Linked DNA regions of Mus musculus: regions 1, 3, 4, 5, 6 and 7 are each linked to region 2. The links are chromatin loops, found by intact Hi-C in ENCODE. Cell type or tissue: left cerebral cortex. All regions are shown on one strand.

The links. Hi-C counts contacts between places; a loop is a spot of excess contacts. Peaks named below come from ENCODE experiments on the same cell type or tissue, not always from the same donor. Only the 100,000 strongest peaks of a DNase experiment are listed, where the experiment ranks them.
Region 1: it touches region 2 in a loop (6-fold over the local background); 20 of 42 quality-filtered maps call a loop at or near these places.
Region 3: it touches region 2 in a loop (8-fold over the local background); 20 of 42 quality-filtered maps call a loop at or near these places.
Region 4: it touches region 2 in a loop (3-fold over the local background); 2 of 42 quality-filtered maps call a loop at or near these places.
Region 5: it touches region 2 in a loop (2.6-fold over the local background); 2 of 42 quality-filtered maps call a loop at or near these places.
Region 6: a loop joins it to region 2, with 5 times the contacts of the local background. A loop is called at or near these places in 21 of 42 quality-filtered maps.
Region 7: a loop joins it to region 2, with 3 times the contacts of the local background. A loop is called at or near these places in 4 of 42 quality-filtered maps.

Annotation. Positions count from the first base shown.
Region 1 is chr16:9,007,467-9,011,466 of GRCm38, reverse strand. It overlaps a transcript of Gm30444 not described here. Among named protein-coding and RNA genes, the nearest start is that of Gm30444, 12 kb to the right of the region's middle. In left cerebral cortex, a CTCF peak has its summit at 1,845 (motif pointing left); a DNase peak (open chromatin) is centred at 1,952; H3K27ac peaks cover 3,284 bases.
Region 2 is chr16:8,882,212-8,886,211 of GRCm38, reverse strand. Gm30310 (a long non-coding RNA gene) reads right to left here. Exons shown (of 3, transcript XR_001781949.1): 1 at 2,015-4,000. Among named protein-coding and RNA genes, the nearest start is that of Gm30310, 2.6 kb to the right of the region's middle. In left cerebral cortex, a CTCF peak has its summit at 2,386 (motif pointing left); a DNase peak (open chromatin) is centred at 2,367; H3K4me3 peaks cover 271 bases; H3K27ac peaks cover 720 bases.
Region 3 is chr16:9,991,998-9,995,997 of GRCm38, reverse strand. Grin2a (glutamate receptor, ionotropic, NMDA2A (epsilon 1)) reads left to right here and starts at 185. Exons shown (of 14, transcript NM_008170.4): 1 at 185-1,175; 2 at 1,749-1,939; 3 at 3,447-3,878. The coding sequence starts at 3,465. In left cerebral cortex, CTCF peaks have their summits at 2,098 (motif pointing right) and 3,570; DNase peaks (open chromatin) are centred at 2,394, 3,211, 3,600, 3,843 and 5 more places; H3K4me3 peaks cover 4,000 bases; H3K27ac peaks cover 4,000 bases.
Region 4 is chr16:9,467,733-9,471,732 of GRCm38, reverse strand. No RefSeq gene overlaps it. Among named protein-coding and RNA genes, the nearest start is that of Gm41418, 190 kb to the right of the region's middle. In left cerebral cortex, a CTCF peak has its summit at 2,163 (motif pointing left); DNase peaks (open chromatin) are centred at 1,020, 2,186 and 2,795.
Region 5 is chr16:9,450,318-9,454,317 of GRCm38, reverse strand. No RefSeq gene overlaps it. Among named protein-coding and RNA genes, the nearest start is that of Gm41418, 170 kb to the right of the region's middle. In left cerebral cortex, no CTCF peak of the experiment used is centred here; DNase peaks (open chromatin) are centred at 1,369 and 2,081; H3K27ac peaks cover 760 bases.
Region 6 is chr16:8,998,717-9,002,716 of GRCm38, reverse strand. All of the region lies in intron 1 of Gm30444 (a long non-coding RNA gene), which reads right to left. Among named protein-coding and RNA genes, the nearest start is that of Gm30444, 3.2 kb to the right of the region's middle. In left cerebral cortex, a CTCF peak has its summit at 2,319 (motif pointing right); DNase peaks (open chromatin) are centred at 1,848 and 3,087; H3K27ac peaks cover 300 bases.
Region 7 is chr16:8,985,278-8,989,277 of GRCm38, reverse strand. No RefSeq gene overlaps it. Among named protein-coding and RNA genes, the nearest start is that of Gm30444, 10 kb to the left of the region's middle. In left cerebral cortex, no CTCF peak of the experiment used is centred here; no DNase peak of the experiment used is centred here.

The DNA of each region.
Region 1 (4,000 bases), 130 kb before region 2:
GAAGAAAAGTATATCTGCCCAACACACCTGTCCACAGTGCAGTGCATCAGCCCAACACACCCGTCCACAGTGCAGTGCATCAGCCTGAGACACCTGTGCACAGTGCAGTGCATCAGCCCAACACACCTGTCCACAGTGCAGTGCATCAGCCTGAGACACCTGTGCACAGTGCAGTGCATCAGCCCAACACACCCATGAACAGTGCAGTGCATCAGCCCAACACACCTGTGCACAGTGCAGTGCATCAGCCCAACACACCCATGCACAGTGCAGTGCATCAGCCTGATACACCTGTGTACACTATAGTGCACCTGGCTGACACACCTGTGCACACTGCAGTGTATCTGGCTGACACACCTGTATACAGTGCAGTGCATCAGCCAGACACACCTGTGCTCAGGCAGAGAAAGCTGGAGACGCTTGAGGAAAATGAGAGAGATGGTTGTAATGGAGGACTAGCCTGAGGAATAAAGCCATTTCGCAGAACTTGAGGTAAATTCCTGATCACTGGGGCCAGAAGAAGCTTCGCTGTGGAGCAACTCAAGTGTGTGCTTTGAGATCTCTCGAGAGCCTATCCAGGAGGTTCTGCCTCGGGTGGTGGCCAGACAGGGACTAGAATTTACATTTCTTAAAGGAAAACTCCTGGTGTCCACAGTGTTGGCCCACCCTGTCCACCTTCCTCTGTGGTCCCCAAACTAAGATAATAAATATCCATAATCCAAAAATCCAAAATCCAAAACTGAGCAAATTAGACCACGAGTGGGAAATTCCACATGTGACCTTGCATGACAGCTGCAGTCAAAACACAGGTGCATGGAAAAGTTTATAAAACTGACCTCTGGCTATGCATAAAAGATACATACAGAACATACCTGAATGCAGGGTTCAGACTCAGGGCCCTTTCCCAAGACACCCCACTGTATCTGTGCATGTATTCCAACATCCTAGTCCAAAGCACTTCTAGTCCCAAGCATTTTAGATGAGAAAACGTGATGTGTGTTTGTTGAGCATCTACTATACACTGGACCAGAGAGAAACTGAACTGTAATAGACAATAGACAATAGAGGCTGGGGAGATGCCTCAGTGGATGAAACACCGGCTGTGTGAGCCCTCAAGCTTGGTTAAGTAAGTTCTCAGCTGAGTTAGGAGCCCCAGCCTCCCGGAGAAGAAAGTAAATCGCCCCAGCACTACAGGGCTCCCTGGCTAACCAGTGTAGCCACAGATGAGCTCTAGATTCAATGGGAGACCCTGTCTCAAAATAATAAAAAGGAGAAGCAATTGAGGATAACAACCCAATGTCATCTCTGGCCTCCCATACTCTGCAGGCCCAGGCAAGTGCATTTAACAAATGCATGTGCCTCACACATACTTGTAGAAACAGCAGTGAGTCCTCTTTGTTCTGAAAACAGTCCCTTCATATCCTGCTCAGGGTCTAGGTTATAATGCCTCAGTGGCCTTGAGACACCGCAGCCACACTGCCTGCACCCAGAAAAGGAGACAGCTGGCTTTTACTCCAAATGCGTACCTTCTCCCTCTAGACTCTGACGCCTCTGCTTGGAATGTTCAAAAAGAAGCCAGGTTGGCATGGTGAAACCTGCTGGGTTAGGTGATTCAGGGTGTCTGGTGTTTGCAGCCAGGATGCCCAAGACCTCTTTGGGTCCCAATCCCCTAAAAGAAGTACTCTTCGGTGGAGCTCCTGTAATGCAAATGCATGCCCCAAAATAAAAGCAAGACAATGAAGTGGCGAATTCCAAGGCAGGTTAATGTTCTCACTCACAGGGTTCTCGGTCATTGGGGTCCTGGAGTGTGCTCCCGCGCCTCATGTCGCGATGCTACCACCTAGTGGCGATGCGCAAATCAGCTGCGGAAGCCTGGGCGTATGAACTGCCAGATCTTAGGGTAGGCTGCATCCTGTTAACACCAGCCTGGGCGGTGGCTGTTTTTAGCTGGGTCTCTCCTTCTGTGCCACTTTCATCATGGAAACTGGCTCTCTAGGCCCAAAAAAAGCTGCGGCGTGCTCTGCAAAAGCTGTTTGAGGGCCAATTTTAGCTGCATTTCTTGAAATTTGGACTCGGAGGAGGAAGGAGGGATGTGCGGTTCCCAGGAAGTTCTGCATCTTCCTTCCGGGGAAGGAGGTGAGATCATCCACCCTTTGGCTTTCAGCTTCTACAAAAAGAAAAGAACTTTGGGATTTTTTTTTTTTCTGAGGCAGCAGCCGCTGTGTGTTCTGAGAGCTTTACCATGTTCTCTTAGAATCTTTTCTACTTGGGCCGTCACACTGCTACCTCACAAGAAGGCTTAGAATTATGGATATAAGGAAATCAAGACTTGGAAAAGTGACTTGGCTAGCGTCAAAAGGCCGGCAACTCAGAGCTGTGATATCACCTCCAGTCTGTGCTCTGAACCTACAACCCAAAGCACCCATTGCGAGTTGAAAAGTCCAGGACTAGGGAGGCAGAGCAGTTGGTAGACTGTGCTGGGCTTGCACTAGGCCGGGTTCTCACAATAACTGGGTGGACGGCACACAGCCTGCCATCCCAGCATGCTGAAAAGGAAGCAGAGGCAGGAAGATCAGAGAAAGGGGAAAAAATAAAAACAGAGATGGGCGTCCAGGCATCACATGTACCCTGCTGCCAGCTCACTGGCCACCGCAGACAAGTCGATCTCTCTGGGTCTGTAAAATGGGTGTATGAACCCCAGAGCCTACATCACAAAGTTGTGAGCATTCAAGGAGAATTATGAAGGCCCCTGACTTAGTAGCTCCATGTCTTCGCTTGAGGATCATCTTAGACTTCCACACTCTCCTACTCATTCCAGAAGACAGACTCTGGACACACACACACACACCCGACAAGGCCCAATATGTCCTGTGATTGTTGTTTGCTATGAGCCGAGGACTAGACCTTGTTGTCTGCACAGGTGCTCCGCACTGCCTGAGCCTACTTTCCTGGAGCTGTTTTCCAGGGAACAGCATTTCACAGACCTGAGAAGTGACTCTCTGGAGCTGTGTCTGTATCTCATCTCCTGTCACACCAGGGAGACAGTATATTAAACACTCCCGAAGGTAGATGCTTAACACCACAGCGTGCCCAGTGCCCTTCACAACACCTGGCACACTATAGGTCTATGCTAATGTAGGAGCAGATGACCACCTACTATATGTCAGACCTTTATGCTAATTGTTAGAAGTGCCAAACATTGGGCAAGATACAGAACACAATTAGGATTTGAAAAGTAGCCAGGCAGAATTGATGGAGTAGGTGACTTTGAGAGAGTAAGTATGGGGTTAGGGAGATGACCATGAAGTCACAAAAGGACCCCAACACACATTGGGGCTTATCCAAGTGGAGGGCTATCAAACAACCCTTCTGTCATAAAGTTTGAGTCTAAGATGTCTCCCACAGGTTCATGTGTTGCTTGTGCTGTTTTGGAGGGTCATGAAGCCTTTAGGAGGTGGAGCCTGCTGGAGTTAGTGTGTCACACAGGGAAGGCCTTAAGGTTTGCTAGCCCAGTCCTGTTTTCTGACTCCATCCCATGTGACAAACACTGCACATTCCTCTGCCCCACCTCACCCATTGTCTTAGTCAGGGTTTCTATTCCTGCACAAACATCATGACCAAGAAGCGAGTTGGGGAGGAAAGGGTTTATTCAGCTTATAATTCCATACTGCTGTTCATCACCAAGGAAGTCAGGACTGGAACTCAAGCAGGTCAAGAAGCAGGAGCTGATGCAGAGGCCATGGAGGGATGTTATTTACTGGCTTGCTTCCCCTGGCTTGCTCAGCCTGCTCTCTTATAGAACCAAGACTACCAGCCCAGCGATGGTCCCGCCCACAAGGAGCCTTTCCCCCTTGATCACTAATTGAGAAAATACCCCACAGCTGGATCTCGTGGAGGCATTTCCTCAACTGAAGCTCCTTTTTCTGTGATAACTCCAGCTGTGTCAAGTTGACACAAAACTAGCCAGTGTGAGGAGCCGCCCTCACGGTCGCCATTACAA
Region 2 (4,000 bases):
TGCACTCGGGAGAGTGGGTCCTTTGCCTGGTCTGTGCAGCACAGTAGAGCTGGCCCTAGTAGCAGGGCCGCAGGTGATCCGGCCCTAAGGTAAAGCCAGCATGGGAGCGCTGGCCTCACCACTCCTCCACCATGGGGTTGTGCTGGTGTGGAGGTGAGGCCCTTCCCACACCTAATTGCTGGAAAGCCTTCTGGGATACCACTTGGCAGAAAATGGGCTTCAGGCAGGAATCTGACATTGGAAGTAAGCTCAGGCAGGACTCTGACATTAGGGCATAATAAGGAAGTCAGTTTCAGTAAGAATCTAACTTTAGGCTGTAATAAGGAAGTCGGGTAAGGCAGGAATTTTAGGATGTCTCAGGATGGAACAGAAGAACTAGGCTTCAGGCAAGATTTTGGGCTTGGACGAGGAAGTGGGCTCAAGTGTTGGGTCATTATAACAAGCCCTTTTAAACAACTGCCATGGGAGTAATCACAGGACTTCGCTTACTGCCTTGTTAGTTCCTTATTGTACTGCTCGCCCAAAATACCTGCATGTAATTAAAATGTATAAAAAGTGGATTGGAAAATTAAATTTGCCTTCAGTCTGAGAATTGACTTGGGTCATGCTACAATGTTGTCTAACTATCTTTTTTTCTTTTTAATCCTCACTCCCGCGCTGGAGAACCTGTTGACTGACTGAGCGGGCTTGGTCAGACTCACCCCTCACCACGCCCAGCAGTTAGGAAAGCTGGCCCTGGGTCCTGAGAGCAGGAACGCTGGCCCAGCCTCTTGCCAGCTACAGCACTGAGTGGGCCTCGAACTTTTACTGAGCAGCACAGTGGAGCTGGCTGGAGAGGTATGGGTACAGGTGAGCCACCCAGAGGGCATGACAGCAGAAGAGCTGCCTCCTTCCTGCCAGTAGCAGCATTGGGTGGCCTAGCCAGGGCAGTGCTGGAGAGCTGGCCCTGGTGGTGTGGTAAGGACTGGAGGGCTGACCTGCTCAACTGCCACCCATGCCCAGATCCAAGGCTTTTGAGTTGGCCTATCCCAACATCTACCTCACCTGTGAATTTGGGGGGGGGGGTGTGAAAGGGCCACTCCGGCTGATCCAAAACTCCAAGATCTCATGACACAGGGGAACACATAGGATAACCAGGAGGAGTCCCAGTGAGAATTCAATGTTGGTGTCACAGAAGCCAGAGTCTTCTAACCAGACACATTGCAATGAGCATTCGCAAGTGAAGGCATGTGGACAGAGGGATATCCTGTGGGACACACTGGGACACACTGCAGCTTCCACCATGAGATGTTTTCTATGCTTTGGGTGGGTGTGTGTGTGTGTGTTATTCTGGGGGAGTTGAAAGGGCAGAGGGCAGACACGAGGGGACAGGGAGATGAGCGAAACTGGGGTACATGATGTGAAACTCACAAAGAATCAATAAAAAGTTTTTAAAAATAATAAAAATAGGGGTGGGAGGAAAAAAAAATAAAAAATTAAAAAAATAATAATAATAAAAATAAAAGCATTTAATTGGGAAGCTTGTCTACAGTTTCAGAAAGTCCATGATCATCATGCAGAGGAGCATGACAGCAGGCAGGCAGGCAGGCAGGCAGCAGGCAGGCAGGCAGGCAGCAGGCAGGCAGGCAGGCAGGCAGGCAGACCTGGCCCTGGACAGAGCATAGCGTTTACATCTGATCCACAGCTGCAAGCAGAGAGAGACACTGGGCCTGGCCTGGCCTTTTGAAACCTCACAACCCACCCCAGTGACATGCTTCCCCAACAAGGCCATACCTCCTAGTCCTTCTCAAACAGTTCCACTAACCGGAAGCCAAGCATTAAAATTTATGAGCTTACGGGGACCATCCTGGTTCAAACCCCTACAGTTCCTAGCCCAGTTCTTGTTTTTTTAACACTTGTTTACTTGTTTGTTTGGGGGTAGCAGGTGCATGACTGCAGAGTACAGCCCTGGGAGCCAGTTCTCCTCTCTACCCAGTAAATCCCAGAGACTGGGTTTGGTGGCAGCTTCATTTACCCAGTGAATCGTGTCGTCTTCTCTCTTGCCTTTCTATAGGAAAAAAACACTGTTCTTTTTTCCCTCTGGCTAATCCTTCTGTGGACACACACATGCAGTGCAAACGGGGTATTGCATAGAACACGCTGAGGCCAAGGGTAACAGCTTCCCACAGCACGATCTGCACTTTCATTTTCTTCCATCTGCGGAGGCAGGATCACACTACTCAGTTGCTGGTTGCCAGGTAGCTCCAAGCAGAGCATCCCCTTACTTTCCTCTGCTGAAAGGAACAGGCAGAAAAGACACATAGAGGTCATCTCCTGGCAGGAAGCAGCACGGGCAGCTTCTTAGGTACCCGACACTCAGAGGAACATGGTGCGCTGGCGCCCCCTGCTGGTTGAGTTTAGAATGACTGAGAAACTGTTGTGGCAGGAATGTGAGAGTCTCAAGGTCTTGGTGCCTGACTCCTGGCTCTGCTTGCATCCTATTCTAAGAATCAAATTCCCAGGAAGGCACTTAGTTTCTCCAAAACCATCCCGGGAAGTGGCTTCACGATACAGTTGGGTAGTCTAACATGCACAAGGACCTGGGTGTAACCAGGTACACCTTTAAGCCCAGCAGAGACAAGCAATCTCTGTGAATTTAAGGCCAGCAAAGGTGGGACATTCCTCTAAAGGAACAGGTTTGTACATTCACGCTCGAGGCTGGCCCTGGCTGCAGAGTAAGACCCAGTTTCAAATAAAAATAACAAAAGCCCTACTTTAAGTTTTCAGACACATTCTGACAACTGCCTCACTAACAGCTGCTATTTAGTATCTCATTCGCTCACTACTCTTTAAAAAAAAAAAAGCCAGGAGGTGGTGGTGGCACATGCCTTCAATCCCAGCACTGGAGAGACAGGGAGACAGAGGCAGGCATGCCTCTGAGTTCCAGGCCAGCCCTAGGACTACACAGAGAAACCCTGTCTTGAAAAAGTAAACAAACAGCCAGAAGTGCCTTTGTTTCTTTATTGGCACACATGGCACAGGGTATCTGTGAGGTCAGAGACGACTTTCAGGAGCCCAGTGTCTCCAGAGCAACTGTTGAAGCTGCCTGGCTCTTCAGGCTCCGTCTATGTTAAACAGACATTTTGCCAGTGGCATTTACTTTAAGGATTTTAATAAAAGGGGTATCTGACATGAGTTCCTACCAATATCCCCAAAGCGGAAGGCTCGGAGCGTTTCTTCAACACAGAAAACAGCATGAGGTTGAAAATGCCTCCTGGACATTAAAGAGCATTTCAGAGGGGCTAGTGATGTCACAGTCGACCCTGAGGCCCTGGACTCCTGAATAGGGAGAAGAGACTCTGTCTATGGGAAGAGCCTCATTGACCAGTACTGGCCACAGTGCAGATGCTGGGCCAGCAAGATGGCTCATGGAGCAAAGGCCCTTCCTTGCCCCTAGCCTGACAACCTGAGTTAGACCTCCACCACATGGTGGAGAGGAGAGGACAAACCTGACTCGTCCTTGGACTTCAACACATGCTGCTGGCAAGCATGGGTGAGCACACACGCACATAGTGAGGATTGTGAGTGGTGTGGCTGTACACGCCTATAACCCCAACACTCAGTAGGCTAAATCAGGGGGCTCACCCCAAGTTCAAGGCCAGCCTGAACAACAGGGTGCTTTCTAGACCAGGGCTGGTCATGGCAAGATTTTAAGTAAAAAGGATAACATCTAAATACTCTAAGTTGAATTGTATAATTTGAGTGAATTCTATGATATGTGCAACTTTTTTTTAAGAGGGATTTTTTTTTTTTTTAAATAAAAGACATCTTGGGGAGGGGCATCCTGTTTTATAGAACAGGCTCATAACAGCACTTGATGAAGGCCACACAGTGGCCTGTTCTGGATTCAAAGTGCAGACACTCAGGTGAGGCCCTGTTCTGTCCTGCCTTCTGTCTCCTTCCACACCGGCTGTGGCCCCCTCCAAAGTGAGAGGCTTGACACTGGAGACCTTCAAAGGGC
Region 3 (4,000 bases), 1.1 Mb before region 2:
CTGGTGACTTAGAAGAGGCAACCACAGGGTTACGTTTTGTCTCGAACAACTTAGAGAAGGAAGCAGCAAGTGTGTATGTGTGTCTGTGGGTGCGCGTCTGTGTGTGTATGTGTGTGTATGCGCGCGCGCACGCGTGTCTGTGCTTGGAGAGAGTATATATGTTTCTGATTTTAAGCTCCCGGCTCTCTGACATCAGAGTGGGTTCCCATATCAGGGTGGTGAGGCATTGAGAGAAGCATCCTGGGCGGGTGTGTGCGTGTCGGCGTGCCTTGCGTGGAACAGAGATTGCTGCACCCAGCGCCAGGCACTGGAGGAGGAGGAATCCGTAGCAGAGATCTGAATAATTGATTCTTCAGCAGCACCAGACGCCCGGGAGCGGGCGGAGAGCGTGGTTTCAGCACCAAGGTTGCGCGCCACCGCAAGCTCCCCCCGTCACCAGCCAGACACCTAGGTCGGCCTTGTTCCGCTGCCGCCGTGCGCTCCAGAAGAGGGTGGCCGCGCTCCGCGTCGCCGCCTAGGGACTGCGGGGTCTGCCTTGGCCCGCCTCCGGGGTGGGCGGCTGCAGGCGGACCAGAGCTCCAAACAACGTCGGATTGCGCGGGGGTTGCTGCGTTGCGTCTCGCTGGCTGAGAACAAGTCCTAAGTTGCTGTGGTGGGCGCCTCTGCTTTCCTCTATCCTCCTAGGCGACCGCAGCAGAAGCGTGCCCTAGGATCCTGGCTTCTCCAGTGTTGTGAACCGCGGTGGCCAGGCTCTTTCCTGGGCTCCCGCTGACCAAGTGAGGAACCGAACGCCCAGCTCGGAGCTGGCCCTTCAGCGAAAGGGCCAGGAGGGAGCTGCGGTCCTCTGCCTGCGCCCTTCTCCGCCAGGGACCGCGGGGATCCCCGGCCACACGCGCGCGCGCGCTCCCACACTCACTCACACACACACACTCACACACTCACGCACGCCAAGCAGGAGCAGGACTGCGGAGAGGGTGTCCAGGCGCGCTCAGAGGACCTGGCAGCCGCTGTCCGGAGTGGAGCATAAAGCTGAGCCAGGGCTCTAGGAGAGAGGCTCCTGGGGTGCTGTGCCTGAGCATGGGGCCGGATGAGCTCTGAGAGTCGCGGCGGCAGCAATCAGCCCTGGAGATGACCAGGGGTGGCCACTGCTGAGAACTATGTGGAGAGAGGCTGCGGTGAGTGCTGGCGCGGGACGCCGAGCCTGGGAGGGCCCTGTGAGAAGCTGGTGGGGGGAAGGTATGGATAGGAGGGGGCGGCAGGACGCACAAGAGGGTCGCTACGTGGGAGTGATCACACCTCCCTCGGGGATCCGGGACCGCGGGAGCCCGCGTCCTTCCCTCCCCCTCTTCTCCTCCCGGCTCATAGCAAACTCAGCCAGCGCCCCCTCCTTTCCTGCCCCCCACCCCCCACCCCAGGCTCAGCAGCTCCTGGTCGCACAACTCCCAGTAGCCGGGCGCCGAGGTGGTGGTAGGGGGTGAGGGTGGAGGTTCCCACTAAGCTTCTCGTGGGTGGCCAACCTGGGGCTTCCACTCTCCGGTGCGTCCCTGAAAGGAGCTCTGGTTATCAGCCACAGGAAGTGAAGACCCGCACCGAGGGTGTCATAGGCACCAAGCTCCAGCTCCCTCTCTGGTCGAGCCCCCAGGGTGCATAAGGGGGCTGTGAGCACTGCAGACTGCATCCCTCCCCCCACCTTCCCTTAGCACTGGTGGGCTGACCCTGCCTCTCCATCTCTCCTCCGCCCCGGTTAGAGCCCTGCTGCAGAGCCTCCGGCTGGGATAGCCGCCCCCCGTGGGGGTGATGCGGACAGCGCGGGACAGCCAGGGGAGCACGCAGGGGCCGCAGCATGCGGGAACCCGCTAAACCTGGTGGCTGCTGAGGCGGCCGAGATGCTCGTGCGCGCAGCACGCCCCATTGCATCCTCCACCTTCTCCGGCTACAGGTACGTCCTAGTTGGTGATACGGACTTCCCGGGCCTGGGAGGATATAGGCTCAACCGGTGAAGAGAGAGGAGAGGGTTCAGTAGGGAGATGGGGGGAAAAGAGCGAGGGAGAGAAAACTGGAGAGGGAGAGCCCAATGGCGAGGCGTTGGAGGAGCACCAGGTGGCGCTGCGGCCCTGCACTCCACCTTGCTCACCCTAAAAAGCCAAGGCTGGAGTTTGCCCCAACTTCCCCCGGGGTGCAACAACACCCGAGCCGAAGGGCGCGCGCTTGTACACGCGTGCACGACCGTACAGGCATTTTCAGGCAAGCACTGTTGTGCACCTGGCACAGTGCTTGTGTGCACACCGTCTGAGGACGTTTGAAGGCTCCAGCTGGCCGTGGGCATCTCTAAGGCGGCCTGGGGATATGCGCAGAAAAGCGCGCGTGTCTGTTAGCGTGTGCAGCCCACTGCCCACGTGCATCTAAGATTTGGCTCCAGGGTCTGCAGTGGAAAGACTGAGGAGGGGATGCACACTCCTCATCTATCTGAGAGCTTTTTGGGAGCCTACCCCCACCCCCGCACGTTCTTTGCCAGCTCCCACGCGCTGGCCCACTTGCGGGGTGTTAGGGTGGGGGTGGAAGGCAGAGCTCCTACTCTCCAGAATTCAGCATTTCACACGGCATGAGATTGTATGTTGCTTGTGCGTACCCGTGTGTAGGGGGCGGGTCCAGGGAGGCTTGACATAGAGCTTCTCCCAGCAAGGTAGTGGTGGGGAGTCCGGCCTCAAGTTCCCCTGTGCACCTGAGAGCCCGGGGTCACAAAGAGCACCTACACTTTCAAGCGCTTGTTGTAACCCTCGCATGGGGGGGGGGTGCGGGATCTGCAGCTGGTGGGTGCCACTAAAGGAGCAAGGTCTGTGGCGCACTGGGCGAGCTCCGTGGCGCACTGGGCGAGCTCCCAGGGGGTGGGGTCAGTTAACCCTGTAGGCTCGCCACAGACTCAGGCTGCAGTATGCAGGCACCGCCTCTCACGCTAGGGCTAGTCCGGAGTTCGCTGCTCCTGAGCAGGGGGCGGGGTCGATAACTTGGTCCACGCACTTGCGGAGAGAGAGGGTTGCAAAGAGGGCTTGGCCTGGGCTTCTGATTGTGGGTGGTAGTGGGGTTCATGGCTCTCTGGGAGCCTAGGAGCTGTTGTCTGCGTCAAATTTGGGGAATCTTGTGTGGAATTTGGACCCAGATGGGATTGAGGGAGTCAGCTGGAGACAAGAGAGAAGGAAGGAGGATGCCAGGATGGGCTTGGGGACAGGGATGGCAAAATAGCTCGGCTTGGACTGATACGTGGAGATGGACATGGGTCGAAGAATGTGGATGGCATCAAGGATGAGTATTCTAAAGAGTGACAAAAACAGTCAGAGCTGGTGTCGGGTTTCACATTCGACTCTCAGAGCGGGTGCAGGGGCAGTCTATCCTGTTTCCTGGGCCCCTCACTGACCACCACCTGCCTCTCGCTCTCCTCCACCTTACAGGGACCCTAAGTGGCGACCATGGGCAGACTGGGCTACTGGACCTTGCTGGTATTGCCGGCCCTTCTGGTCTGGCACGGTCCGGCGCAGAACGCGGCGGCGGAGAAGGGTACTCCAGCGCTGAACATTGCGGTGCTGCTGGGTCACAGCCACGACGTGACAGAACGCGAACTTCGAAATCTGTGGGGCCCGGAGCAGGCAACCGGCTTGCCCCTGGATGTGAACGTGGTGGCGTTATTGATGAACCGCACTGACCCTAAGAGCCTCATCACGCATGTGTGCGACCTCATGTCCGGGGCGCGCATCCATGGCTTGGTGTTTGGAGATGATACGGACCAAGAGGCTGTGGCTCAGATGCTGGATTTTATCTCCTCACAGACTTTCATCCCCATCTTGGGCATTCATGGGGGTGCATCTATGATCATGGCTGACAAGGTAAGGCCAGGAGGAGATGGACTGCCAGGGTCCTGGAGGGGTTGTTCTACAAATGGCAGCCACCTCGCGGGGGTGGGGTGGGGTACATCTCCTATTCAGTTGTACACATATACTCAATTCGA
Region 4 (4,000 bases), 590 kb before region 2:
CTCTAGCTTCATATGTACCAGAAGATGGCCTAGTCGGCCATCAGTGGAAAGAGAGGCCCATTGGTCTTGCAAACTTTATATGCCTCAGTACAGGGGAACGCCAGTGCCAAGAAGTCGGAGTGGGAGGGGGTAGGGGGGGTATGTGGGACTTTTCGGATAGCATTGGAAATGTAAATGAAGAAAATACCTAATTAAAATATAAATAAATAAATAAATAAATAAATAAATAAATAAATAAATAAATAAAACTTGAACATATCACTGGGAAGGAAGCAACTGAACTCACTGACACAAGTAGCCAGTTTTCCCAGGAATTCTTGGTGTGATCTTTGAATTAACTAAGGACTTGATCAAGACTGGAAAGATGACACAGTTGGTAAAGTGCTTACAAGAAGCAAGCATGAGAACCTGAATCTGATCTCCATAAAAGCCCTGCAATGTTCACCATAGGCCTAGCACTGGGATGTATGTAGGGGGCAGGGCACTGGAAGATCCGGGGAGTTTGATGGCCAGTCAGTCAATCTAATTGGTTAGCTCCAGATTCACTGAGAGAGGCTGTTTCAAAAAATAAAGTGGAGAGTGACTGAAGAAGACACCTGCTATTGACTACTGGCACACACATACATGTACGAGTACACCCAAGTGTGGACACGCACACACGCATACATACACATACAAGCACAAATAAGTATGCATAAGTGTGCACATGAGCATACACACACAAGTAGGTTTAAGTGTTCACACAGACATACACATACACACACACACTCACATATGTACACACAAAATTAACTATTTGACCAAGAAGACTCCCAGGAGACATGAATACTTAAGTGATAGATAGCATAGTGGCCCGGCCCTGAATTGTGCTCACTGCACACATTCGACTGGACTGCAGGCTGTGTCTGCACTTCTACATTTAATTGAATCTTCTAACACTTCTTTGAGATGGGTGACAACAGCTTTTCTTTTCACCATCTGGCAGGCCCTGTAAAAACCATCAGTTACCCAGTCTCAAAAAGGAGTAAGACAAGACATGGAGAGGTTAATGGGCACTCAGGACCTCCTTAGGCCATCAGTCGTTGGTGTCAGGCTGAGATGTGGTTACCTACTTGCTTTCTGGCTGTGAGAATCAACTGTGTGCCAGCATGAGTCATACACAGTGGTGATCTTTCTAGTAAAGTAAGAAAACTTGTATGGGTCGAGTTTCCTCACTTTGAGTGCCTGTTGTACTAGATGCACCCAAAGCTCCGCCATTCCTGCTGCTTTCTGTTGGCTCTCTGTGCACAATGGCACAGTCTGTAGCTACCAGGACATCTTCACATGGAGGACTTCAGAAGATGGCACTCTCCCATCAGAACATCAGGTTTCCCTGAAGGATTCCATGACATGGGATGTGTCCTAGATAGATTTAGGAATTGCCGGAGAACAATTTATGAAATGCTGATGCAGGGTGTGGCAGTATCAACCTGCATTCCCAGTGCCAGAAAGGCAAAGACAGGCAGATCCAAGAGGTGACAGGACAGCCAGTCTAGCTGAATCAGCAAGATCTGAGGTCCATGAGTGAGGCCCTATCTAAGAAATTAAGATGGAGAGTGAGAGATGGGGAATGACTCATGGAGAAAGTATGGGCTGTTCTTCAAAAGGACATGAGGTCCCAGGATACTGTCTGTAAGTCTAGCTCCAGGGGAATCTGATACCTTTGGCCTCTGTAGGACAAACACACACACACACACACACACACACACACACACACACACACACACACAATGTCTGGCTTTTACCCCCAAAGATCAGGTTTTAGTAGGCCTTGTATGTAACCACAGTCTACATGTGAAAAGCACACTAGTAGCTTTGTTATGGAGACAGCCAAGAATGAGAACCACTGCCCAGGCAGCTGGCAGGATGGGAGGGGGCAGCAGATGCACCTAATATTCATTCACTAATTATTATGTAACCCAAATTGGTATACAAAGTTTCGATCAATTATAGACTCACCCTAAAAAGCAGCAACTGTCATTGGCCTGATTTTACAGGAGATGGAGCTTAGAGAAGCCTAGTGACCTAAGGAACGTTACCCAGCTAGGAACTGGCAGAGCTTGGCTGGAGACTGTTGCCATCCTTCATCACGCTCTATGTCTCCCTCTATTGGTCTATAGGATGTGTTCCATGAGTCTTTACCAAAGAATAAATGAAATGTCAAAATCTTACCTTGACACTTGATACAGACCATCACACACTGGGCACCACAATCTTTTAGCCAATCTCACAACGAAGGACTTTATCTCTGTCCCAGGCTGCTCAGGTGTTTGTGGGACTCTATAGACTGATGGTCAGTGGCCAAGTGAAGCAAGCTCAAAGAGGCTTCAGCACTCCCTCCTCCTGGTCTGTCCCCTTGCCTGCCTGGTAGTCTGTAGGGAACTGAGACCAAGGCAAGATTCAGATGAGAGAGGACACTGAGCCCTTTTGTGTGACGTGCTCCTCAGACATCAGCCCATATGCAAGTCATCGGGGGACTCTGCAGACACAGATATATCCTATTCAGAAGAGCTGGGGTAGCATCAGAAGTGTGGATTCTGCAGACCCACAGATGTCACAGGTAGCAGCAAGACACTGGAGGAATCTGACAGGACAGCACACCACATGGCGTTTGAGAATGTCAGCTTTCCCTACTTAGAGTCCTCCTTTATACCCATGGCTAATCTGTGTCTTCCGTACCTCACACAAAGAGAGACACAGGGAGACAGGGCTGAACCCCTTCTCGAGTTCTGCTTCAATCCCTGTTATATACGTGTGCAAAGTAGGTTATAAATACCCCAGTGATGGCTAATCTTGGTTGTCAACTTGACTATATCTGGAATCAGCTAAAACACAATCTGCTGGGCTCACCTGTGTGTGTCTTTCTTGATCAGATTAGCTAAAGCAGGCAGACCCACCCTAAATGTGGGTGGCACCTTCTGGTAGCAGCCCAGATAAAAGAACATGGAAGAAAACTGCTTTTTGCATGCCTGTCCTTACTCTTGCTGGAAAGTCTGTCTATCCTGATGCTTTAACATTCCTTCACTGCTGTTAGAAGCAGCATCTTTAGGGTTCTGAAGTACACTGAAGTCGCTCTCCAGACACCCTCCATGTCTTCAATACCAGATGGGGACTGCTGAGATCTCTCAGCCTCTCCAGGGTGAGACAGCCATTGTTGAATTATCCTAACTGCGCCTTGTAAAATATATCCAATAAGTATTAAATATGTGTATGTATATATGTATATATTAATAGAATGTATATATGTGCATATCTATGTGTGTATAATATATATATTAGAGAACCCGGAATAAAACAATTCTTCCCCAAACATCACTTTTGATTCCACACTGCAGGCCCAGTACAACAAGCCTTATGTATTCTTACAAACTACACGGGGAATTAGAGTAAACAGTATTTGTTATACTTGACACCACCTCAAGACACCAACTGCCTCAGGAATTTTCAAATATATTCTTCCCAAGTTCTTTGAAAGGGGTGTTATGGTCTGCAATTTAGTGTACCCTCAAAATCTTGGGTTTCAAAGGCTGAGTTTTCTAGTGTGAAATCAAGATGCAGAGCATTTGCGAGAAGGTATTGGACTATGAGGTGTCCTTGTTGGTGGATCAATTCACTGATGCCTTCATAGATTAGCAAACAGGGCTTGAGAGAACTATTTTGTTCTAAATAAAGATCTCTCTCTCTCTCTCTCTTTCTCTCTCTCTCTCTCTCTCTCTCTCTCTCTCTCTCTCTCTCTCTCTCTCTCTCTCTCTCTCTCCATCCCTTCTCTCTTCCTGCCCTCATGAGGTGAGCAACTTTCACCACATGCTTCCCATGACATTTTACCCCAGCACAGGCTAAATGATAAACATGGGTTTAAAGCTCTGAAGCCAAGGTCCAAGCAGGCAGCCCTGAGTTCAGATGTAGATCAAATGAAGTCAAGTCAGCCAGATAACATGTTCTTATAAGCTTAGAAAACTAC
Region 5 (4,000 bases), 570 kb before region 2:
GATACGAATCATCCCATTGTCAGGTATGTCTGCAATATATATAGTACCCACCCATTGGTTATTAAGCTGTCTTCATTATTGGATCAACTGTTATTGGTCTCATGTTTGTCTACATGGATCTTTATTATGAATGCCTATCCTGTGTGATGGAGGATGCTTAAAACCACGTCTATTTCCTACCCACTACAGGTGAGTATCATCACCTAGAGCAGTTGTAGTCACCTAAAACTGTTCCAAACATTCCCAAAGGTCCTCGGGGAAGCTCAAACTGACCCTCAGTTGAAATCAACTAAGATGAACGGTAATCCCTGAAGTGAGAAAGCCCCAAAATAGAGTTGCAATACCACCAGGAAACGGGCTAGAAGTACAAGCTGTAAGACTGGGAAGATGGATCAGTAAAGTGCTTGTCATGCAATCACGAGGACCTAACTTTAAACCCAGAACCCACACTTGCATCCCAGCACTGTGAAGGCAGAGACAGGAGGTCCTGAAGCTTGCTGGCCAGGCAGCGTAACCCAATCAGGACGTTTCAGGTTCCTGTCTCAAATAATAATAATAATAATAAGATTGGTGGATTTTAAGAAACAATACCCAATCTTATCTTCCAGCTTCTCCATGCCATGCATGTGTGTGCATGTAAACACACACACAAAATGCAAACTGTGAGGTAACACAAAAGCCTCCACCGTCAGACTCTGTCTAGGTGATTGTGACAGACTCAAGATTAAAGTTTCTATTCGAAGACTCACAGGACTCATCAAGCCAGCACAGAGAGGATCTCTTGGTGCTGAGGAGTCCAATAGTTCTTCCTAAGAACATACACCACAGACCCATTGCCTCCTCTCAAAATGTCCTTTGCTCCTTAAGCACTGTGACTCCACCCCAAAGCATAATCATCTGACCCCAGAGACATCAGTTTTCTTCCCATTGTTGTCTTCCTCTGTTTGGGTTGCTATAACAAAACACCACAGACTGTGTGGTTTATAAACAACAGAAGTTTGTTTTTCACAGCTCTAGAAAGCTGCCAAGTCCAAGATTAAGTCGTTGACATATTTGCTATCTGTCTGATACCAACTTTCTTGTTCTTAAACGTGGGTTTCCAGGGTCCTCACATTGTAGAAGGTACAGACTCACCTCCTCAGCCCTGTTAGAATGCTATGACTGAGAGTTCCACCCACACGTGTTCCTTATACTCCACATATCTTAGCTTCCCAATATTACCACAGCGGAGGCTGCAAGCATTCATACATATATATAAGAATTCTAGCACTGGTGAGGAGATCTCTCAGAAGCAGGATAGAAGCTTGCTGACCAGAATGGGGGCAAGCAGGGAAAAGGAAAAGCTTCCTTCTTTAATCGCCAAGTATGGAGCTTCGTCACCAGAAGATGGAGCCCAGATTCAGAGTAGGTCTTGGACCTCAAATTATCCAGGTTTAGGGTGGAGCTTTCTACCTGAAATAACCCAGCCCACAAAAATCCCTCACTGGAGTGCCCCCAGCTGTCTATGTTTTAGTTATTTCTGGATGCAGTCAAGTTGACAGTCAAGATTAGCCACCACACTAAGTTCCCTAAGCACTAAAAATTTACATAAGGATAAAACAGAAATGCATGACAGAAAAAAATGGATTTAAGGAGTTATAGTAAGGCACACAAACAAGACCATTGGAAACAGTAATCCCTCATCAATAACAGATAGTTGAGTCCCATGAGCTTTGCAGGAAATCTTAAAAATTTCCAAGGACCAATGGCTTGAATCAAGGAGCATTAGGAAGGAACTTCCTAGTAGGAACAGCACAGGGAGGACAAGAGCAGATACACAGAGATACAAAGTGCCAGGCAGTCTGCAAGGCTATGTGACATAGCAGCAGAATCCAGGGCTCTGAGTGTGAAAATCTCCATACCCCTGCCCTAGTCAGTCAGTAGGACCACATATAACAAGACATGGCACAAGACATTACAACTCTGCAGCGGGACATAAATCCAGTCTAACAGGCCTGGGTGATTCTCCGTATGAGATGTAACAATGTGTTACAGGGAACTGTGGTCCAACAAGGTTGAAGCTGCATAATTCAACATGACAGCTGGGGATGTCTGGGAAGAGGCATCTGTCGCCACACAAAATGTGCTACTTTGCATGGCAGTCGTATGAGAAGACATGAATAAGAATACAACACCAACCAGAACTTGCCAGAAATCAGATGTGGAAAGAGATCACAGACACAGAGAACAAAATACTAGGACTCTATCACAGGGGCTCTTTATGACCCTAAGAGTAAAGCCTCCACTAATAACCATACGTGTTTACTATTAACAATCAATGTGTTGCACAACGTCTGTCCCAGCATCGGGAGTAACTGGGACCAGCAGGACCCAGGCACGCAGGAACTCCACCAGACCAGTGGCACAGGTTTCTTCTGGTCTGGGCTGGTGTCCTGAGCAGACCTTGGGAGCAAACTCCACAGCCATCCCCACAATACCCAGAAGAAGCACCACTCCCAGGTGCTCTGACACACCCAGGATCCCAGGATCCCAGGATCCCAGGAGCTTGCTCACACTAGGATCTCAGGGCCCCAGAGGCAGCTTGACTCCCAGGAGGTCTGACACACCCAGGATCTCAGGAAGGACAGGCTCCAGTCAGATATAGCAAGGGCAGGTAGCACTAAAGATAATCAGATGGCAGGAGGCAAGCATAAGAACGTAAGCAACAGAAACCAAGGTTACTTGGCATCATCAGAACCCAATTCTCCCACCATATCAAATCCTAGATACACCATCACACTGGAAAAGCAAGATTCGGATCTAAAGTCACTTTTCATCATGATGATAGAGGACTTGAAGAAGGACATAAATAACTCCTTAAAGAAATACAGGAGAACACAGGTAAGCAGCTAGAAGCCCTTAAAGAGGAAACACAAAAATCCCTTAAAGAATTACAGGAAAACAATCAATGTGTTATCTCATTTAATTCTATTTATTTGTTTATTTACTTACTTTTACTAACATTTTGCATGTGTGTATAGTTATGCTTTCTATTTCTCCTGTACTATTTCATAGTAAAAGCACAATAAAACTTTGTGCATAGTAGGTACAATAGAAGTCTATACATAGTAGGAAATCTGTCAACATTTATGGGCATGGGGCCAAGCAGCATTTGGCATCAAAAAGAGAAAGAATTTGAAGGTAAAATCAGTTCATGCCTTTGTTTCTAACACGGAATCATGAGGGAGCATAAAGTTAGCATCTTTTTCCTCCTTCTCGTAAAAGTTGAAGAGGATTCCTCTCTAGAAGCTATGATAAATGAGGTAAAAAAATTTTTTCAAGAATATTACAGTGTTGCACAAGCAGTTACCTTCACATATTTATAGCCAGATCTCATTAAGTTTTATTAAGGCTGGAATCTGACATGTTGGATGGAGGCTAGAGGACATTTACCAAATTAATGGTGTAAATGAAGTTGCAATGAGCATGCCGTTCCCTCTTGAAGAGGTTGCAGGCACTTGAGAAGCATCTGTCATTAGGAAAATTAATTGGTGCTACATGTATGATAGGCTATTAATTGAATATAAAGTCTCAAGGGACACAAAATAGAGTAGGTTACTATACTTCCCTGTGCTTCAGTTTTCTTATCTCTAAAATTTACATAGGGTAACCTAATTCACAGTCAAATAAGGGATCAAATAAGAAAATGCATATATTTACACAAAGGCAGGTCAGCTCTGAATATACCTTACTTGCCTGGCATGTATACAATCCTAAGCTCAGCCACCAACGTCTCAATCAGTGAAACAATTCACCCTTGCAGTGCTATATCCATATATAAATACAAGCAAATATAAGTGGATTGTTTCAAGGTTAAGATCACATATTTGGCAGTCAGAAATAGGTGGGAAATTTTGCTTTGCCAAGAGGGTGTGATTGTAAGTAAACTATATCCTTTCCCTGTCACCCATCAGTTATCCCACTGGTAATATAATAATGCCATTGGGCTGTTAAAGAGAAA
Region 6 (4,000 bases), 120 kb before region 2:
AAAGAGATTAGAGCCAAGACCATGAGTGGTAAGTGCCCAAAGAAGATCAATAGTTTGTGACCGAGACTCTTTCTAGAGCCGGTTCTATAAATCATGCGAGCTCTGGCTTACTCCATGGTTTGAGCCATTGGAGCTTTCAAATGTTAAATGGACTATTGGAGCACGGGGGTGGGGTGGTCATACAAGCGTCAAAGGAAGGGCCTGGTTGAAAGAAGTAGACCACTGGTCCTTGTGAGCTCTTCTCTACTTCCTGCTGCCACACAGTGAGGCATTCTCTCTCAGCTTTAGTCCACCATGATGTGAGCTGCTCCAACCTCAGCTCACTATACACCACAGCTTTCCTCTGACACATGCTAACACTACCATGATATTTTGCCTGAGTGCATGAGTCCAAGTGACCATGGGTGAATCCTCTGAGACCATAAACCAAAGTGACGCTTTCTTTCCTTAATTTCTTTTCTTAATCACTTTTGTCCTGGGGGGATGAGGAGGGACACCTAAGTTGTTGGAGCCTAAAGGTGTCATATGGCTCTCTGTCTAAGTCCCAAGGTTCTTGACAATTATCAAAGGCTTTCTTGTGGTTGCAGTCTCAGGAGTGCTCTCTTGGGGACACCTTCTGGGAAAAGGCCCAAGTGTTCCTGGCATCAAAAATCCCTAAGAGCCCTCAAATCAAAGACTCAACTGTCGATGATCAACAGTTTCAAACTAAGGGCCATCACCCCTTTGAGAGTCAAATGACACTTTCCCAGGAATCACTTAAAACCATAATACCGATGTATTATGGGTAAATATTATTTTGGAGGGTTTTTTTTACCCCAGTTAGGCCATATTGTTCCCCCATAAAAGACACAACAACCTTTATATTTATAATAAGTTTCGAAGCACTAGAGCTGGGCAGCTGTCAACCCTCTGCCATTTTGTCTACTTCTCTGTCAGTAACCCTAAAATACCACTTGGCATATTCTGCCTGGGCTGCTCCTACTCCAACAAGCAGGTCCTCATGGCCATTCTGAGAACCCAAGCCCTGGACCCTTCATTCTGTCCCTCCCTTTTATCCATCTCAGGCTGTAGGCATCAGGGATACTTTGGGGGACAAGGTTTACACAACAAAAGCTGGTATATGTAAAGATCTGCTTGTCTTGGAGCAACCAGATCTTGGGGGTATACAGAATTTAGCATGTGAATACAAGCAGCACCAGACCAAAGCCCTACAATGTTTTTACAGTACAGGTACCTAACAGTGGCAACTCTTACATAATGTAAAAATCTTGTGGTTGGGGGTCACCATAACATGAGGAACTGTGTTAAAGGACTGCAGCATTAGAAAGTTGAGAATCAGTGGTCTAGATGCAGGTTGATGGGTCAGGGTGGCATAGCTTGTGTCCAGGATGTCATGAAAGGAGGAAGAGGTTCCTCCCCTCCCCTCTCTCCCACCTCCCTTCTTTCCCTCTCCCCCCTCCCCTTGCTCCTTTTCCCTCACTCTTCTCTCTCCTCTCCTCTCCCCCTCCCCCTTCCCTCTCTCGCTCCATGTCTTGCATGTTCTGAGCAGTCTTCGGGCAAGGTGTAGTGCATTGCAAGCAATCGTGAGGTATATCACCAAGTAATCTGTTGCTAATAATAAAGTGTTGAACGCTACAAATACATGTACGAGTAGGCTCAAGGTTATTCCCATAAATATTGCCTTCGCTCACTGAATTCTGATGAGGCTCCTTCAGAGGGAAAGGAAATGAGGGAAGGCACAGCAACAGCTGAGAGGGGAGGCGTCCAGAGCAGCCCGACAGGAAGCTAAGCCGCCCTTCTCTGTACCCCAGCTCTGTGAGGTATGTGAAGGCGTGTATCCCTTCTCTCTGGGCACCAGACACAGGGGCATCCATCCATGCCTGGAAGTGGGCCCTGAGGAGAGGAAGAACTTCAGTGGCCAAGAAATATCAAGGGAGCAAAAATGCAGATTCAGAGGCACCACTGTTTATCACCCAGTTGGCAGCTCGTGCTGAGTCTGCTCCTAGCAGATACCGTCAAGACATCGTAGATGGAGAGATTCCCAAAAGTCACTGAAAGCAATGTCATTGGCATGGGTGCGGATGCCATGACTTTCATGACCCAGTTCTGATGTGCTCTCCTCATGTACCAAAGGGGTGAACGGGACTCCTCTACAGATGTGATGCCTGAATTAGAAATCCCAGCTCCTCTCTTCCTGTGTATATTAATTGTAGAAGCTTTATGTGCCCTGTTTCCTTGTGTGCAAGATGGAGATGGCAGGGTTTTTTTTTAAAAATTTATTTCTTTTTATTTATATGAGTACACTATAGCATCTCCAGACACACCAGAAGAGGGCATCAGGTCCCATTACAGATGGTTGTGAGACACCACGTGGTTGCTGGGAACTGAACTCAGGACCTCTGGAAGAGCAGTACAGTGCTCTTAACCGCTGAGCCATCTCTCCAGCCCCTAGAGATGACAGTTAATGACTCTGCCCCACCAGAATTTCACACAACCAATCATGGTAGCACACATCTATAATCCTAGCACTTGACACCGAGGTAGAAGGTGTCATTAGTTCAAGACCAACCTGCTCTACATAGTGAGTTCCAAGCAAGCCAAGACTGCATAGCAAGACCCTGCTTCAAAAATCAAAAACAAAGACAAAAAAACAGAGCCCACAAAGCAATGAGCACAGTGTTGAAATAAAGTGAGTGATGATTTGCAGGACAGCTAGTCTTGTCATTATTACCTCCACTATTGTCACATCACCACCACCACTCACCACCATCACCACCTCCACTACCACCACCACCACCACCACCACCACCATCATCACTATCAACATCTTCCATCACTATTACATCTTAACTATCATCTGTATCATTACTATTTCGGCTGCACTGACAGAGCCTCCTTTATTCTGATATATGATATATGTCAGTGTGCCAAGATATGATATTTCTGTACATGACACTATTCTGCTATAGATAGAGATGTGGGACATTTTCTCTCTGTTATTTATGTGGAGAAGGCAAGTGTCACTGTTAGTTACATTCACACCGATCAGGCACTTACCGTGTTATTTTAAAGCAGGAATGTCTGGATGTTATGTGTGTGGTTAGAAGATGTGTATATTTACTCTTCACAATCCCTACAGATCTCCCATATTTAGGCTGGTTGCATATGCTTGGCGGGTGTTGCCACCATACGCAGTAAGACAATCTCAGAAGAGATTGGAAAAGACATTACTAGAGTCATCTTTGGTAACCATTGGCCTGAAACTTGCGGGTCTCCCTCCATGCAAGATACATGATATCCCTTCAATCAAGAGAGTCTTGAGCAATCAGAGCAAGTGATCATTCTACATACAAGCCCAGGCAAACATCATACCAACACCGTTTATGTGTATCCTGTGGGCAGAAGCATTTTGGAACATGGGGTCAAGTCAGGGATCTGGATTCAAGTCCTGACTCTCACTGACCAGTCCTGAGACCCAAACAAGATAGGGAGGCCTCTCAGCCTCCATTTGCTGCATTGTACAGTGGGACTAATGATAGACCCAGCTTTAATGGTTGTGAGCATTAGAAGAAGCAGATGAATAGAAAGTGCTTAGAATCACAATCGGCCCACATAAGCACTCAATAAACCTTTGCGATTATTGTTATTATGCCTGCCACCACCTCTAATATGTATTTAAGAATTTTTCTAATCTACACACTCTGAAAGAGTTTAAATGTATTTGATGTAAAACTAAATCACTACCCTAATTGGAAAGCTGGCCTTGTGAGCCGTAAGTACTGGGTGACTGTAAACATGAGTGTGTAGCCGATACCAAACAGAAACAACACTTGTCCAGGGGGTGACTGCACCACTCTGGACACTGACTACTGGCCCTGCTGTTCCATACAGGAAGAAATGGCCTCAGAATAAGTAGAACATATTGAAGCAAAGTTACGTTACAAAAACCACAGTCCAGGTCCTAATGCTTCATCTTGGGCTTCAAGCTGTTAAGAGAGGA
Region 7 (4,000 bases), 100 kb before region 2:
CTGGCATTAGAAGTATAAAAGATACAAGATTGAAGGAGTTGTGGGTTCTTCTCCTGCAATCTCAGAGAGCTGCTGAGGTCACATAGTCAGTAATAGGGCTGAAATCCCTGTAAATAGGTTGTGAGAGGCCACTGCATGAAGCTGTGTGAATATGAAGTATGGGTTGTCATGGACATCCCAAACTGTTGGACATACAAGAGTCATGAGACATCTGTCAAGAGCAGCTACACACAAGGAGTGGAGCAAGTCCAAGAAAGAAATGTATGTGGCAGGTGGAAAAACTAGAGGAATAGTCATGTAAACCCTTTGAAACAGAATTCCCTCCCCCCATACCAGACATAGAACCATGGAATTTGGAGTTTACTCTCCTGGATCTTGATCTTACTTTGGTCCAGTTTTTCTTCACAGCCCACATCCCTCCTTTCAGAATGTAAGTGATGTATATTATGTAAGGATGTATATTGCAAGTAGGTAATTTGGGTGTTGTTGTTGTCATCGTTTTTTAAATAAGGGGACACAGTTAACAAATTGCCTTTGAAAGATCCACAAAGTGAGGACTTCCCCACATTCTGACTCAGGAGAGGTGACACCCCAAATCATTCACAAGAAATGGCCTTGATGCAAACCGCAGGAGGACTTTTTATTCCAGGCTCGCTTTGGTCATACACCACGCAGGGGTAGAGGACCGTGGACCCCGAGTAGCTGGGAAAGGGGATATTTAAAGGAAAAAAAACACAACCCAAGAGGGTAGGGAGGGTGTTATTGGAAAATACTGAGAATACCAGTAAAAAAAATCACAAGGGGGTACAAAAATCACAAGTGGAAACTCCCTGCTTCTCAAGATTGTTCTCAAAATTTTAATCTAACTTTTGTGGTCAACCAGGTCCTAGAACAAGGTCACTGAACCAGCTTGTGTAATTACCTGTTCTGTGGTCAGCAAATTTTCAGAACAGGCTGCTTCAGGGACTATTTTTCTCTCTTGGCTCCAACTTGGTCTAGGGGGTCAAACTTAAATTTTCTACCTTACACCTTGAGTCTCAGAAGAGGCATTGGACTTTTGAACACTGTTGAGATGGTTAAAGACTATGGGACTTTTGAAGTTGAACTAAATGCATTTTGTATCATGAAATGACTTCTATGAGGGCCAAGGAGCTGACTGTGGCAGTTTGAATGAGAAATGTCCCCCATAGGCTCATGAGTTTGAACAGTTGGTCTCGGTGGTGACATTGTTTGGAGAGGTTATGGAAAGTTTAGAGTTTACAGCCTTTCTGGAGTACGTGTTCACTGAGGGGTGAACTTTGAGGAGTTATAGCCTTGCCATATGTTGTGGCCATTCTCCAGTATCAACTTGGATATATCTGGACTGAACTACAGCTCAGAAATAGAGAACACACCTGACCCAGATCTTGAGGCAGGAATACAGGATGCCTTTGCCTGGGATCTTGAGGCTGGACGACATAGGCTTTTGATGAGGATCTTGAAGTGTGATGACACACACATTTGATTCAGATTGACAGATGCCTTTAATCCAGATCTTGAGGCATAGTGGCCATGCTTATAACCATCTATAGTGAGAAGGAATTAAAGAAAAGCTTAGGTCCAGACCTGGTGGTACATATCTTTAATCTGAGTATTCAAGAAACAGAGGTATGCAGATCTCTGAGTTAAAGGCCAACCTGGTTTACAAAGCAAGTTTCAGAACAGCCAAGCTTAGGCAGTGAAGGAAACCATTGAAAACATAAAGCTGGTGAAGATGTAATTCAATAAGGGGGCCATGTTCCAGCCCCAGCAAGCAACTTTGGCCATGTGGTCCTGGCTTTAGAATCAAAGATGGAATTTCCCTCTGTGACTAAGGAAAGCCACTGAGAATGTGTCATGGTGTCCCTGAATGGAGGCCTAGAAAATCCATTGTGTGAAGCTGTGAAGTTAATGCCTGGGTTGTCTTGGAGATTCCAGGAGGTTAGAGATGCCAGAGCCATGGGATACCTGCTGAAGAAAGGAATTGATAACAGGGAGTGGAAACAGCCCATGAGAAAGAAGTGTGCTACAGACAATAAAGCTGAAAGAGTTGGAGATCCGAGGAGATGCGGAGTTTGGAGTTTGTCTGCTGGCTTTCGATCTTGCTTTGGTCCAGTGTTTCCTCTCTGTGCTCCCTTCCTCATATTTTGGAATAGTAATGTATATCCTGTGTCATGGTATGTTGGAAGTATGTGATCTGCTTTTTTAATTTTTATTCTATGGGGGATTATAGTTAAGAGATTGCATGAATCTTAGAAAAGACTTTGAACTTTGGACTTTTAAACACTGTTGTGACTATGATAGAATGTGGAGATTTTTGAAATTAAACTAAAAACATCTTGCATTATGTTATAGCTACAAGCCTATGGGGACCCGGGAGAGGAACATGGTGGTGTGAATAACTTTGGCCTCCACAGGTTCATGTGTTTGAACACTTGTCCCATAGGGAGTGGCACTGTTAGAAGGTGTGGCCTTGTTGAAGTACAAGTGGCCTTGTTGGAAGAAGTGTGTCACTGTGGGGATGGGCTTTGAGGTCTCCTTTGCTCAAGCTCTGCCCAGTGTAGAATTCCAGTCTCCTCCTTGCTTCCTGCAGATCAAGATGTGGAATTCTTGGTTCCTCCAGCACCACATCCGCCTGTATGTTACCATGCTTCCTGCCGTGATGATAATGGACTAAACCTCTGAAACTGTAAGCCAGCCTCAATTAAATGTTTGCCTTTATAAGAGTTGCCTTGGTCATGGTGTCTGTTCACAGCAATAAACCCCTAAATAAGATATCTCTCTCTCTCTCTCTCTCTCTCTCTCTCTCTCTCTCTCTCTCTCTCTCTCTCTCTCTCTCTCTCTCTCTCTCCTTCCTGTGTGTGGTTGAAATGTGATCTCCTAGCTTCCTGCTCCAGCTGCTGTGCCTACCACCACCTCCAAGGCCATTAGTAGGCCCTATCCCTCTGGAAACATGAGTTACAATAAAGCCTTTCTTCCTTTAGTTGCCTTTGGTCATGGAATTTTCCCACAGCAACAGAAAAGTAACCAATACAGGAAGAAAGGGAATCCTTCAGTTTATAGTTAAAGGAATAAAGTCTGCCATGGCAGGGAAGATAATGGTGGCAGATGTGTGGGGCACCTGTTCACATGACATTCACAGTCAGAAAGCAGAAAGTAGACAGTAAGCAGGGGCAAGCTATCAAATGTCAAGGCCCACCCGAAATGATCTACTTCCTCCAACATGCTTCCCCTTCAAAAACAGTGTCACCGGCTAGGAAACAAGTGTTCAAACAAATACTCCGATGGGGAATGTCACGGATCTAAACAGCAACGGTCAGTACGCACAAAGAGAGAAGCAACAAAGATCAGAGAAATACAAAGAGATACAAAGTCCTCCAGACTATGTGGGGCTCTGATGCAGCCATGGGAAGCAGTGTTAGCTTGATAATGACACTGCAGGTCAGCAGCAGGAGGGAAGCTCAGCATTGAGGAGCACACACTATTCTCGAAGAGGACCAACGCTCACACCTACCTATAACTCCAAATCCAGGGAGGTGCAATTCCCTCTTCTGGCCTCTACAGGCATTTGAATTCGTGTGCTCATATTTCTACACTGACACACATGTACACACAGTTAAAAACAAAATATATCTTTTATCCAGCTGTGGTGACATACATCTTTAATCCAAAACAAGGGAAACAAGGGAATTTCTGTGGGTTCAATGCCAGCCTGTTCTATCTAGCAATTTCCAGGTTAGCCAGAATATATAGTGAGGCTTTGTCTCTAAATAAATTAATAAATCTTTTTAAAATATGTAATATAAAAGGAACCAGCAGAATTTCAGACATGCAAATAACATGATTGTGTTCTATTACAGAGAATTTTTATAGAAACCATGAGCGCCGCTGGTTGCTGGAACCCAAGATTACCTAACAGACCACCACTCGTTTCTCCCCACACTCCAAAATCATTCCATAGCAACAGAGCCTCAGCATTATT